Linked DNA regions of Mus musculus: region 2 is linked to region 1. The links are chromatin loops, found by intact Hi-C in ENCODE. Cell type or tissue: heart. All regions are shown on one strand. Links, peaks and the distances in the headings refer to the core of each region. The heading gives the core; the rest is flanking DNA.

What was found. Peaks named below come from ENCODE experiments on the same cell type or tissue, not always from the same donor. Only the 100,000 strongest peaks of a DNase experiment are listed, where the experiment ranks them.
Region 2: it touches region 1 in a loop (2.4-fold over the local background); 2 of 42 quality-filtered maps call a loop at or near these places.

What each region holds. Positions count from the first base shown.
Region 1 is chr11:88,177,700-88,183,731 of GRCm38, forward strand. Cuedc1 (CUE domain containing 1) reads left to right here. Exons shown (of 11, transcript NM_198013.3): 4 at 4,782-4,908; 5 at 5,540-5,732. Among named protein-coding and RNA genes, the nearest start is that of Mrps23, 24 kb to the right of the region's middle. In heart, for the core only: CTCF peaks have their summits at 1,862 (motif pointing left), 2,904 and 3,440; DNase peaks (open chromatin) are centred at 2,982 and 3,692; H3K4me3 peaks cover 898 bases; H3K27ac peaks cover 3,538 bases.
Region 2 is chr11:88,115,588-88,121,619 of GRCm38, forward strand. All of the region lies in intron 1 of Cuedc1 (CUE domain containing 1), which reads left to right. Among named protein-coding and RNA genes, the nearest start is that of Cuedc1, 19 kb to the left of the region's middle. In heart, for the core only: no CTCF peak of the experiment used is centred there; DNase peaks (open chromatin) are centred at 2,204, 2,584 and 3,454; H3K4me3 peaks cover 652 bases; H3K27ac peaks cover 3,705 bases.

The DNA.
Region 1 (6,032 bases), core at 348-5,347:
ACCAATAGCTGGAGTTGCAGAGACGGGCAGCTCCCTGCAGCTCAGTGACCAGCTGAGTTAGCCAGTCAGTAAGTTCCAGGTTCAGTGTAAAAGGATCCTAAAAATAAAGAGGAAGGCTAGAGAAGATGGCTGTCTCTAAAGTGCCCGCAGAGCAAACACAAGTTAGCTATAGCAGCATATGCCTATGGGATATAGTTAATTAAATATGGCACAGCCTCCGGGTCCTTGGAATGTGTAATCAAGGGAGAGGACGGGTAGGAAGATGAGCTCATGAAATTTTGTACTGACCCTTCCTTTCCCCAGCCCATGGACACATCAGTAATTAATCATTGTGCTGTCTCCTGCGGAGGCAAGATGAACCTCAGCATCCCTCCCACCCCAGCACCCCCAGGTAGCTGTCAGTCAGTCCCCAGTGGGATGACTGTTTGTCACCCCTCAGCTAGTGATGTTGAGAGGATTTTAAAGCCATGTGAAGATGTGTCTTTTTCTGGGTTAGTTTGATGACGGGAGACGGGAGAGTGGGCAGCAAGGACCCGGGAGACTTGTCTCAGCTTTGAGACTCTTGTTCTTTGGAAGCTTAAAAAGAAGCTAGTGCCAGTGGGGTCCGTTGTACGTGAAGAGCTTGCTTTCTGGGCTCTGGGTTTGGCAGATGTTAGAGCCTAGGTGTGGTTGCTTTGTCCAGGAGCTGCTGTTTGTTAGAATGACAGACAAGGTGAGAGGAGATGATGGGGGGGTGCTATAGTGATCCCCCAATTCTAGACATCTTAAGAGCCCTAGAACAGTGACAGTGGGGAGCCTGGAGAGCCAGTAAGAACAGCTGCTGTGTGCCAGAGACGGCCATGGTCCTTTACTCGATGACTTAAGGACTTCAGTGGTAAGCAGTGCAGTCGCCCATCTCACAGCTGACAAAGCTGAGCCCCAGAGGGTTACTGCTGTCCCCAGTGGCCAAGGCTGGGTGTGAACCCAGGTCATCGTACTGGGTTTTCATCGCTATGTCCTCTCCTCCCTGCTGAGAAGTCAGACTGTATGTAGCTTAGGAAGCTGAGAGTTTGGAAAGTTAGCTGGGTGGGGTAGAGGTCCTCCATGGAGTTCTCAGGTGGTACAAGAGATGCAGGCTGGGGAGTGAAAGTTAGAACCTTCGTGAGACTGCCAGAGAGGTCACGCCTGGAGCAGCTTACGGAGATGAGAGCTAAATGATTTTCTTTCTTCTTCTTCTTTTTTTAATATTTTTTATTACATATTTTCCTCAATTACATTTCCAATGCTATCCCAAAAGTCCCCCATACCCTCCCCCCACTTCCCTACCCACCCATTCCCATTTTTTTGGCCCTGGCGTTCCCCTGTACTGGGGCATATAAAGTTTGCATGTCCAATGAGCCTCTCTTTCCAGTGATGGCCAACTAGGCCATCTTTTGATACATATGCAGCTAGAGTCAAGAGCTCCGGGGTACTGGTGCTAAATGATTTTCTTTTGATTCCTCCTACCCTGCCTCCAGACAGGATTTCTTTGTACAGCCTTGCCTGTTCTAGAGCTAGCTATGTAGACCAGGCTGGCCCAGAATTCAAAAGATCCATCTGCCTCTGCCTCCTGAGTGCTGGAATTAAAGCCACCACCACCTGGCTTGACTTCTGTGTCGTTGCTTGTCTCAATCCTCTATTTCATTTATGTTGCTGTGGCAAAACACCCAAAGGCAAGGACTGGATTGAGAGAAGGCTTATTTGGCTCATGGTGTGAGAGGGATTTTAGTTCACTGTGGCAGGAAAAGGTGTGGCAGAACAGGGCCGTGGGCCTTTCACATCACCTGCATCAGGAAGCAGAGAGAGCTGGTTTAGAGCCAGAGGCAGGTGCAACCTTCCAGGCCTGCCCCTAGTGGCCTAGATCCCACCTGTAAAGAGTAGCTTCTCAAAGCAGTGCCACTAACTGCAGACAAGGAGTTCAACCATACAAGCCTGTGGGGACATTGCAGACCAAACTATAATGTTTATCCCAAAGTACTTAAATAGTTTCAATTACAGTGTGTGTGTGTGTGTGTGTGTGTGTGTGTGTGTGTGTGTGTGTGTGTGTGTGTGTGTGTGTTGCTTGTCCTCTGGGCTCTTCTACTGTAGATCAGAATTTCAGGAACCACAAACATGGGGGCCCAGAAGCTGCTGTCCAAGCGAGGGTCTGCCATCCACACCTCCTTACTTTAGTGAGACTGAGGACAGGACTCTGTTCTAAACAGAGGGAGTGGTGTACGCACAGGAGAAGCAGGGAGGGGGGCCATCTCGAGGAGCTGTTCATCAGTGAGCAGAGAGGAACATGGGTCGGTCATGGGGGCTCCGTGGAGCTTCCAAAGAACACACACACCTTACCCTGCAACTACAGGAGACTCCGTGGGACTATACCACGGCAGGGCACTGGTAGACTGGTATTCTAAAAATCTTTGGCCGCTGAAGGTTAGGTTTGAGAGAAGCTAGTGGTCTGGTCCCTTTCTGTCACCATGTCCCTGGGATGAGCCTGGTAACAGGACAGTTTCAGAGCTCAGATACTGTCCCGCAGGATCCAAAGACGCAGGCCCATCTGCTAGGGTCCTTTGCTTAGGTTTTGCCTGAATGATGCAGCTACATCATTTAGTGACCTGTGACAGGGTCCCGCCCACGTGGGCTGCACGTCCAGACTCCACTAACCCCCCCCCCCTTTCTGGAAAGGCGCATGTCTGAGATCCTTCCCAGCCAGGTAGGTGGTCCAACATCCTGTGGTTACACATGACGTCATCATCCACCTCAGCCTGAAATTCAAGTCTAGGGGTTCCAGGGACTCAGTACCTGAAGATCCTCTTGGCCTCGGTCTCCTTCCCCTCCCCCACTGCTGCTGGGTTCTTCTCTCCATCTGCCTGAGTCCCAGCAGCCCAGGAGGCCCCTCCACAGGCCGCCTGCTGTTTTTGTGTGGAAATTGTTTTACCTCAGCAGCTCATTTCTCCCATTCCTTTCCAACCATAATGGAGTTGCCGGGCTGCCTGCCCTGGGCTGGCCCCCTCCCTCAGTCAGGCAGCTGAGGATGACTTCACCCCAGGGTTCGGAGGAGGATGACTGATGGACTTTCCAGGACCCGTGCCCAGCAGCCCGGGAGACTCTGGAAGAAAAGGAATTCTCCCCATGTCAACCCTCATCCCCTGGGCATCCCAGAAATACAAAAGCTAGAAGGGTCTTAGTCAGAGTTTGGACTCTCCCTGGGCAGTCTGGGTGGATTCCAGATATAACTGAGTTGGGGTGTTTACCTTGCCCCAAACGAAGCCTAGACAAGCCTTCTTCCATTATGGCTGGAAGTGGTGTCTGTGGGACTGACAGATGGGCCTTGGGAGGGAACCAGAGCTTGGGACAGGGACATAAGTGGCAGAGCAATGTGGAGGAGACCGAGCCCTGGGCTCCCCTGCAGGCGCCTCTCTGGATATCCATGTGTGTCTCTGGCTTCGAGCTGAGCTCCCCCTAGCACTTAGCAGCTGGTTATCCGTCTGCTGCTGCCCCCACCCTCCCCTCAGCCCTCCCCTCGTACCCACCGGGCCACCAGCCCAAAATAGAAAAAGGAAAGGAAGTTATTTCCACAAGTTAGCGGCAGACGGAAAAGCTCCCCTCCAGTGAGGGGGTGGAGGGATTCCTGGAGCTGGAGGCCAAATCAAAGCCAGGCCGAGCCCAGCATGGCCCCCACCACCTCCCCGCCGCCTGCTTTCTCCATGTGTCATTTCCCTGATTCAGCAGGACACGTGTCCTGCGGTTGCCACGCAGCAGGCTGCTGGGGAGTCCTGGAGCTCCTGGCCCAGCTCCAGGCTTCCTTCGGGCCTGGGCTTGGGATAGAGCCTGGGGTCAGGGCAGCCAGGCCCTTGGTCCTCTCCTGTCCTGGCTGCTTAGCACAGACACACCTTGTCTGGGAAGAGAGGCCCCATAGAACCCCTTGGGAACAAGACCCTAACTCTGGGCTCCATCTGTTCAAGCTGCAGCTCATGGGGATGTGTGTGTGTGAGTGTGTGTGTGAGTATGTGTGTGTGTGAGTGTATGTGTGCGTGAGTGTGTATGTGTATGTGTGTGTATGTGTATGTATATGTGTGTGTCTGTGAGTGTATATGTGTGTGTGAGTGTGTATGTGTGAGTATGTGAGTGTGTGAGAGTGTGTGTGTGTGTGAGTATGTGTGTATGTATATGTGTGAGTGTGTGTATGTATATGTGTGAGTGTGTGTGTGTGTGTGAAAGTGTGTGTGAGTGTCTTAGTACCTGGGCAGGAGAGCAGCAAGATCTAGAATTTATAACAAAGTACCAGGGGCTCCTCAATGTTCCCTCCCCTTTGCTGGCTATAGTTGAGCCAGAATGTGAACTCAGACCTGCTTATTGTCCAGGAATCTCAGGGAGCTCCCGCCTCAACAAACGAGGACAGAACGGGCTGTCGGCAGGCTACTTGTCTGCTGTTGGGGGTGTGTGGGGTGTGATCGCTATTATTTAACAGTCCAGCACTGTGCCAGCTAGGGACATAGCACAGAAATGTCTGACCCCACCCCCACCCCCCACCCCCCAGTCTGTAGGGGACATTCAGAAAGTCCGTATGTAAGTCTGCAATGTTGACTGGCTGCCTTCCTTCTTGGTCTGCTGTTTCCCTCGTTCAGCAGAATGCATGCCTGCACCTTTGTTCAGAAAGCGGTGTAGGCACTGGATACTCTGAGCAAGATCTCCATCTGCCCAAGGGCCTGGGATGGGCCAACAGAGCTATGGCTAAGCCTGACTATGCCCTGCTCTCCTTACCTCTCATCCCCCAGGATTGATGTCCCAGGCTCCGGACAACCTGCAAGCCAGAGACGCTACAGAAACTGGAACCCACCCCTGCTGGGCAGCCTCCCGGATGACTTCCTCCGAATCCTTCCCCAGCAGATGGACAGCATTCAGGTAAGAGGCTGCCCTCGAACCTCCACCCTACCTGCCTGCCTGTCCAGCATCTCTCCTGGGCTACATCTGTCATGGTCTGTACCAGCCAGTTTTACTTCCTGGTTTTCAAGCTCAGGCTGGGCTGCTTCTGTGGATTAGAATTTGTAAGGAAAGAAAGGCAAACCTACAGCCTCGCTTCCCGTCTGGCCTGGCTCTTTTGCTGCAACCATCACCTCAGGCTGGAGGGAGGGAAATGGGGTAGCTAATGGTGGGATTGCTGCTTTCCTTTCCATAGGCTCTTCTTTCAGAAGATGCCCCTGATATTGGGGCATGCAGCTGGCGTAGAGGGACATGTGAGACTGGGAGTCCATGCACAGGTGGCTGAGCTGTTTACAAATTGATTTTCAGGATGATTTAGGTTCCAAAAGAAGGAATGAGGTGACCCTAGGTTGGGAGGAAAAGTCCTTTTGATGTTCTTCCTGCTTCTGCTGCATGGGCAGTTCTGAGCTATCCAGTGAATTCTGGCTAGTGACTGGGTCCCGTTGGGAGGAGGGGACTACATGATGAGACAGGAGGATTTTGGGAAAGCACACCTGCGCATACAGCTGTACATGGATTTAAGTAGGTGATGTGTATGCTCACTCTTCCTCAGGGTCACCCCGGGGGCTCCAAGCCTATGAGTGGAGAGGGAGGCCCACCTCCGGCGCCAGGGCCCATGGCCTGTGACCAAGACAGCCGCTGGAAACAGTACCTGGAAGATGAGAGAATTGCCCTCTTCCTGCAGAATGAGGAATTCATGAAGGAGCTGCAGCGAAACCGGGACTTCCTCCTCGCCCTGGAGAGAGGTGGGCACCAAGCCTCACCACGCAGAAGAGAGTGACAAGGGCAGGAGCCTCGGGCCTCCCTCAGGAGGCGTCCTGCTGGATGTGGGCATGCCAGGCACTTTCTAACCTGCTTGAACTTGGGCCTCCCTGGGTCATTCAGGAGCTCCGGGTTTCAGTGCGGGTTGGGGACACCTGAGAACCCAGAGGAAGAGGGTGTGCTCACTGGGCCATTTCCCCTGCCCTGCATATCTGTTTGAGCTCAGCATTAATTAGTCTACGCTTGAGAGACAGGGAAAGAAATGCTGCCTTTCCTACCAACCT
Region 2 (6,032 bases), core at 702-5,701, 62 kb before region 1:
ATTAATGTTACAAAGTATCCCATGGAACAGAGAAATGTGCCAGAGGGAGGGTCCAGGCTGCTGCTTCATGCCTCTGACTGCATCTCAGGGATAACCAAACTCTGACGTTCAGTGGCTTGACACAGTTGATGTGTGGAATTTTGTTGTTGCTTCTTGAAACAGTGTCTGTCTATGTAACCCTGCCTCTCTGGGAACTTGCTATGTAGACCAGGCTGGCATCTAACTCAGAGACCCACCTTCCTTCTGCCTCTCAAGCGCTGGGATTAAAGAGGTGTGTCCACACCACCACATCTGGCTCCCCGTGCATTTTGCTCATGGGGCATCTAATGTGCCTGAGGTAGTCTTGACTTGTGACAACTCCATCTGGAACCTGGGAGGTGGTGGCAGGAGCAGAAGAGGGAGGAAGAACCATTTACTTAGAAGGCAGAGGCAGGTGGATATCTGCAAATTCAAGCTAGCCTGGTCTACATAGAGAGTTTCAGGCCAGACTGGACTACATAGTGAGACTTTGTCCTCTCCTCCCCATTTAAAAAAAAAAAAAACATTCACTCGTATCTGTATGTGTGTAAGCACGCTATAGCACTTTTATCTGCTAAGTTATCTCAGGGCCTTGCTTTGTTTTTGAGATAGGGTCTCGCTATGGTTCTCAGCCTGGCCTGGAATTCACTCTACGCCCAAGACTGGTCTGGAACCCTTGACCCTCTGGCTTCAGTCTCTAAAGTGGCTGGGGTTAGAGGCACAGACCACCACACCTGGCCTGCTACTTCTGTTCACACGTCTTACCAGAGCGGGTCAGGCAGCATGGGGAGCTGGAAAGGAAGAGGGATAAAGGACTATCTTCAGCTTCCTAAGGACAGACTTTTATATTCCCGTGGCTGGTGATAGATCTACGGAAGTGCCTCTGGCTGAGTTGCCTGCCCGGCCACTGTTTTTTACTTGGACAGAAGGAGAACACCTGCTACGTAGGCCCAGAAAGGAGGTGGGAGATAGCATTGAAGAGACGGTCACATAGCAGGGCTTTTAACAACCGCAGAATGACATGTTGGCATTGACATTCGTTTACGAATGCCACGTCTGGAACCCTTTTCTTATCTGTGTAGAGGAACAGTAAGACCAGTCTGTCTTGGTTTCAGACTCCCCTGAGTACAAGAACAGAACTATTGAAGTAATGGGAGAATTGAGGAACTGAGAGCAGGGAGCAATGCTGGCCTCCAAGATGCCTTGGGGGGAAAGGTGCCTCTTCCTGGTATACCTGCGGATACCCTTGCTTTTGTGAATGTGAATCTGGCATCATAGTCTCTTGGTTCTCAAATACACCCACCCTCTTTCTAATAACCAGAAAGCCAAACAGTGCCTGGACCTTGAATCAAATATGTTCCTGGGGGAAGAATCTAACTGACTCACGTGAGTCTGCCTTCTGCTGGTCCAATCAGCTGTGATTTGTAGACATGGTCATATGGCACTCCATATCACTACAGGATTTTCCCTTATCAATGGGGATGGAGGCATCCTCACAGTAGAGACATGACCTGGGGATGTACTCAGAAGCATGCCAGACTTACCACCTTGGACCAGGTCGAGTAGGGTTGGTCGGATGATACCTGGCAGAAAGATGTGAGAACTCTAAGGGACCACTTCAGTGTGAGCTGGTATGGTGGGGGTGGGACTTCACTGAGAACCTTGGGACACAGCACTACCTGAACAGGGCACGGGTAGGTCTGTAACGCTACACGATAGAACTGAAAAGTCTTGGTCAAGGCTTGGGAGCTCTTTGTGGGATGGTCATGGAACAGGATGTGGGGGCCAGATGGCAGGGTTCAGCCAGGCTACTGTTGGAGGAGGTAAGGCAGGTTTATAGGCTACTGGGATGATAACCTTGTAAAACAGAGAGCAAATGTGTCTCTCTCCCCTACATAAACACAGCTGTTTCTGTGGTTGAAATGGTGTGACCGGGAGAGGATGTTGGTCCGGATTTAGCACTCTGGACATTGTCCTTACTCTACCCCGACGGGCTGGGTACCTATAAGGAAATCGACTCAGCCCTGTGGGGCTTGCTTTGCTCTGCTCTTGAAAGACTCTCTGTGTGAGCATTTTTATACCAAGGGGGTGAAAACTGAACAGCTAGGTTTGGGCCCTTGTTCTTCACTTACTGGTGATGTGACCTGTGCAGACTTCCTAATGGCCAGTGTTTCCTCCCCTCCTCTCGGGGGTGTGGTGAGGATCACAGGAAACGGGTGCTCAGTGAATCACTAATATTATTATTAGAAACCAAGGCCACAGGGCTAGAGAGGGAGCTTGGCTAGGAGAGTGCTTCCCTAATAGGTACAAATCTCTAGGTTTGATCCTCACAACCAAAACCCCACAAACGTGGGGAAGTAGAGGCAGGAGTTCAAGTTCATACTTCCTCATCTCTATGGAGAGTTCCAGCATGGCACGTAAGACGTCTGGGAGAGAGACAGCAAGACAGAGGAGAGAGAGGAAGGGGAGGGGGAGGAAGAGGAAGGAAAGGAAGACGGAGACCAATTCCCAGATTGGACAGATGTAGTCCCTCAGACGGGCAGGAGCTAGAGCAGGGGCAGGGGCAGGGATAAAGAAATGGAGAGACTGCCACAGAGGCAGCCTGGGCCTCTCAGAGGCTTCGAACGAGGATCTTCCTAAGAACCTGGCCCTGTCTGGGGTGTGAGTGCTGGGGTGGACACGCTGCCTCAGCCCCTGGAGCCAGCTCCAGCCACCTGTCATCCCAAGCCTGATCCGTTCCCCTGCCCCTCCACTGGAGCCTCCATGATGGATCTTAGGGATGACTGCAGAATGCTGGAAGGTTCTAGGCTCTTCCTTTCCATCCTGGGTCAGGTATAGGAGGCCTCCTGTTGGACACGAGAGCATTTCCGTCTTGAAGCTGCAGAGCTCGGAGTTTTTTTGTTTATTTTGTTGTTTTGTTTGGTTTTTGGATTTTCGAGATGGGGTTTCACTATGTAACCTTAGCTGTCCTGGAACTCACTCTATTGATCAGGCTGGCCTCAAACTCACAGAGCCATCTGCCCCTGCCTTCTGAGGGCTGGGCTTGAATATGTGTACACCACTGCCTGGTTTTTGTTTGTTTGTTTGTTTGTTTTTTGTTTTTTAGATGAAGACGCCTTTTGGACCACAGAGCAGTTTAAAGGCAAAAGTATGCTAGGCCTCTGCTTCTGAGGAATTCTATTCTCACTCTCAAGAGCCCCACGGAGCCTCCAGGGTCCAGCCCTGTCCCCTTTCCTCCTTGCCTTTGTCCTCTGGTCCCTGCAGTCAGCAGCAGCAAGCTCTGTGGCTGCCAGGTCCAGACTGAGCCTCAGGACAGCCCCTCCCTTTCCTCCCTCAGCAGCTGGGGCCTGGCCTCCACCCACCTCTCTTGGATCCAGGCCCCAGTGATAATGAATTACATAAATAAGTCATTCCCATTAGCAGCACAGCCAGGCTCTGGCCCAGGAGGCAGGGCAGGTCCTGAGGCAGTATGGCTCTGGCGAGCTGCTCCCCAGCACGGTGGCTCCGAGCCCTGAGCCCTGACATTTCTGCTTGGTGTCTCAGGGAGGGGCCTCCATCCTCTGGTCCCTTCCGGTGTTAGGTTTTCAGTCTAGAGGTTCCCCAATTATCACCTTCCAACAGCCATAGGGCCTCAGGACAGGTGTGTTTGACAGTAGTTGGGACCCTAGAAGGGGTTAGAGTTGGGGCGTCTGGTGGTTTAAGCTGCTCTTCTGGGCCTGCCTAGGCTTGGCTGGCAAAGGTGCTCAGTGGCCATGGCAACCCTTGTCTGCCGGCAGCTCCAGGCAAACACTGGCTTTCAAAGGGGGCCTTGTTCCCTGTGGGAGCCTTTTGGTTTGCTGGGCCTTTCAGACCTGGGGAGGAAAAGGAAGACAGAGAGAAGGGGGGCTGGGGGGTGTCGCTGCCTGGGAGAAGAGCACACTCCTGCCTCTCCTCACCCCCTTTGCCCTGGCCCCAAGCGTATTTCCTGGAGGCCACTGTTTTCAGACCTGCTGCTGGAGAATGAAAGGAAGAGTGAACAGAAGAGTGTGCCCAGTCTCCAGGCAACGGGCTGTCTGTGCCGTTTAAAGGAGAGAGGAAAGTCACACACACTGGGCACCTTAGTGTGGGAAGTCCTGTGCTGATGGCGTCAAGCTAGCCATGGCCACCTAAGCAGATTCTTTGCTGGGTATCGAATATGTAACATGTATAACACTGGAGCTGGGAGGTAGCCCTGTTGCCTAACATATACAAAGTTTACTACCCAGCTTAGCATAAAATTGGGTATGGTGGCACGCATGTGTTCTATCAGAGCTGGGGAGGGAAAGGCAGGAGGCTCACAATCTCACGGTCATCACTGGCTACTTAGGGAGTTAGAAGGGAAAGAAACTTGGGCTGCAAGGGGGTTGGAGAGAAAATGAGAGGAGAAGAGAAGAGAGGGAAGAGAAGAGAGGGAAGAGAAGAGAAAGAGGCGCTAAAGTATTCATCAAATGTGAGGCGACCACACTGGCAGTCTACACTCCTGTGCGAGTGTGCCAATGCCAGTAGATTCAGGAGAAATGCTGATCGTGGGCTTCGCTGCCTTTGCAGGGGGGCTCAGTTCCAGAATTCTCCCCTTTCACGTTTTATTGTTATATTCCTAATATATAAAAAACAGGAAAGCTGGAGCCAAAGAGATGGTTCAATTGTTAAGAGCACAGATTGCTCTTCTAGAGGACCCAGGCTTCCAATCCCAGCAACCATATAGCAGCTCACAACTCTCTGTAACTCCAAGACCTGATACTGTCACATAGACATACGTGGAGGCAAAACACCAGTGCACATAAAATAAAGGTAAATAGATTAAAACAAAACAAAACAAAATCCCAGGAAAGCTGTCGTGTCTGCCATTTGTTCCCAAGTCACTGTTAGTCTGAGGATGCAGCATCCTGTCTGGTGGACTACAACTCATTGCTGGCAACCATGGTGCCTACCTTCCAGGTCTGGTGTGAATGTAGTGATTCTGGGACAAGAAAACCCATGGGTAAAGACTCTGGCCATTTACACCCACCCAGGAAAGCATGGTGGGTCTCACTCAGGACTAGACACTGGGACCAAGATCTGGTGGCCAAATTCTATTCCTCCACATCTCTGTCATCTCCTCCCTTTGTGACTCTTCCTTGTCGTGTGGATTAATTGGCCAAATTGGAGGCCTTTAAAGGCCCTCTGCCAGCTGGGGTTGGGGTGGAAGGCACTCATGAACTTTCCAAACTTTTCTTGATAAGCATAAACTAAGAGGCATCACCTGGAGCCTTGTGGGGGGAGGGGGAAGCTGATACCATTCTCATACCAGGAGTGACTTGGTCTGATGGAGGAACCAGCAGTCACACTGGGAACTAGGAAGGGACAGAATTTTCTGCTGCTTTTGGGATTGTTCCTCAGACTGAGCACCTAAGCCATCAGAGAGTGGCTTCCCTCAGCCGCCCTCTGTCCACCTTGCTGTTCATTAAAACATCAAATTCTGCTGCTGTAGTCAGGACTCAGGTGAGATTTTTGTGTCTTTTTTTTTTTTTAATTTATTTGTTGTTGTTTTTTGTTTATTCATTTTCAAGACAGAGTTTCACTGGGTAGCCCTGGCTGTTCTGGAACTCACGCTGTGGACCAAGCTGGCCTTGAACTCATAGAGATCTACCTGCCTCTGCCTCCCAAGTGCTGGGATTTGTTCTTTCTTTTCTTTTCATTTTTTTAAAGTGTGTGTGTGTGTGTGTGTGTGTGTGTGTGTGTGTGTGTACACGAATAAGCTGACATGTGAAAGTCAGAAGACAACTCTTTTGGAAGTCAGTTTTCTCCTTCCAACATGTGGTTTCTGAGGCCTGAACTCTGGTCTTCTGGCTTGGCAGCAAGTATCTTTACCCAGTCAGCCATCCTGCTGGCCAGTGTTTTGTGTTCTTTGAGACACAGTGGTTTTCCTTTGTAGCCTCTGCTGGTATCAACTTGCAGCAACTCTCCTGCCTCAGCCTCCCCAGGGCTGGGATTTTAGGCCTGGATGAGAGGCACAC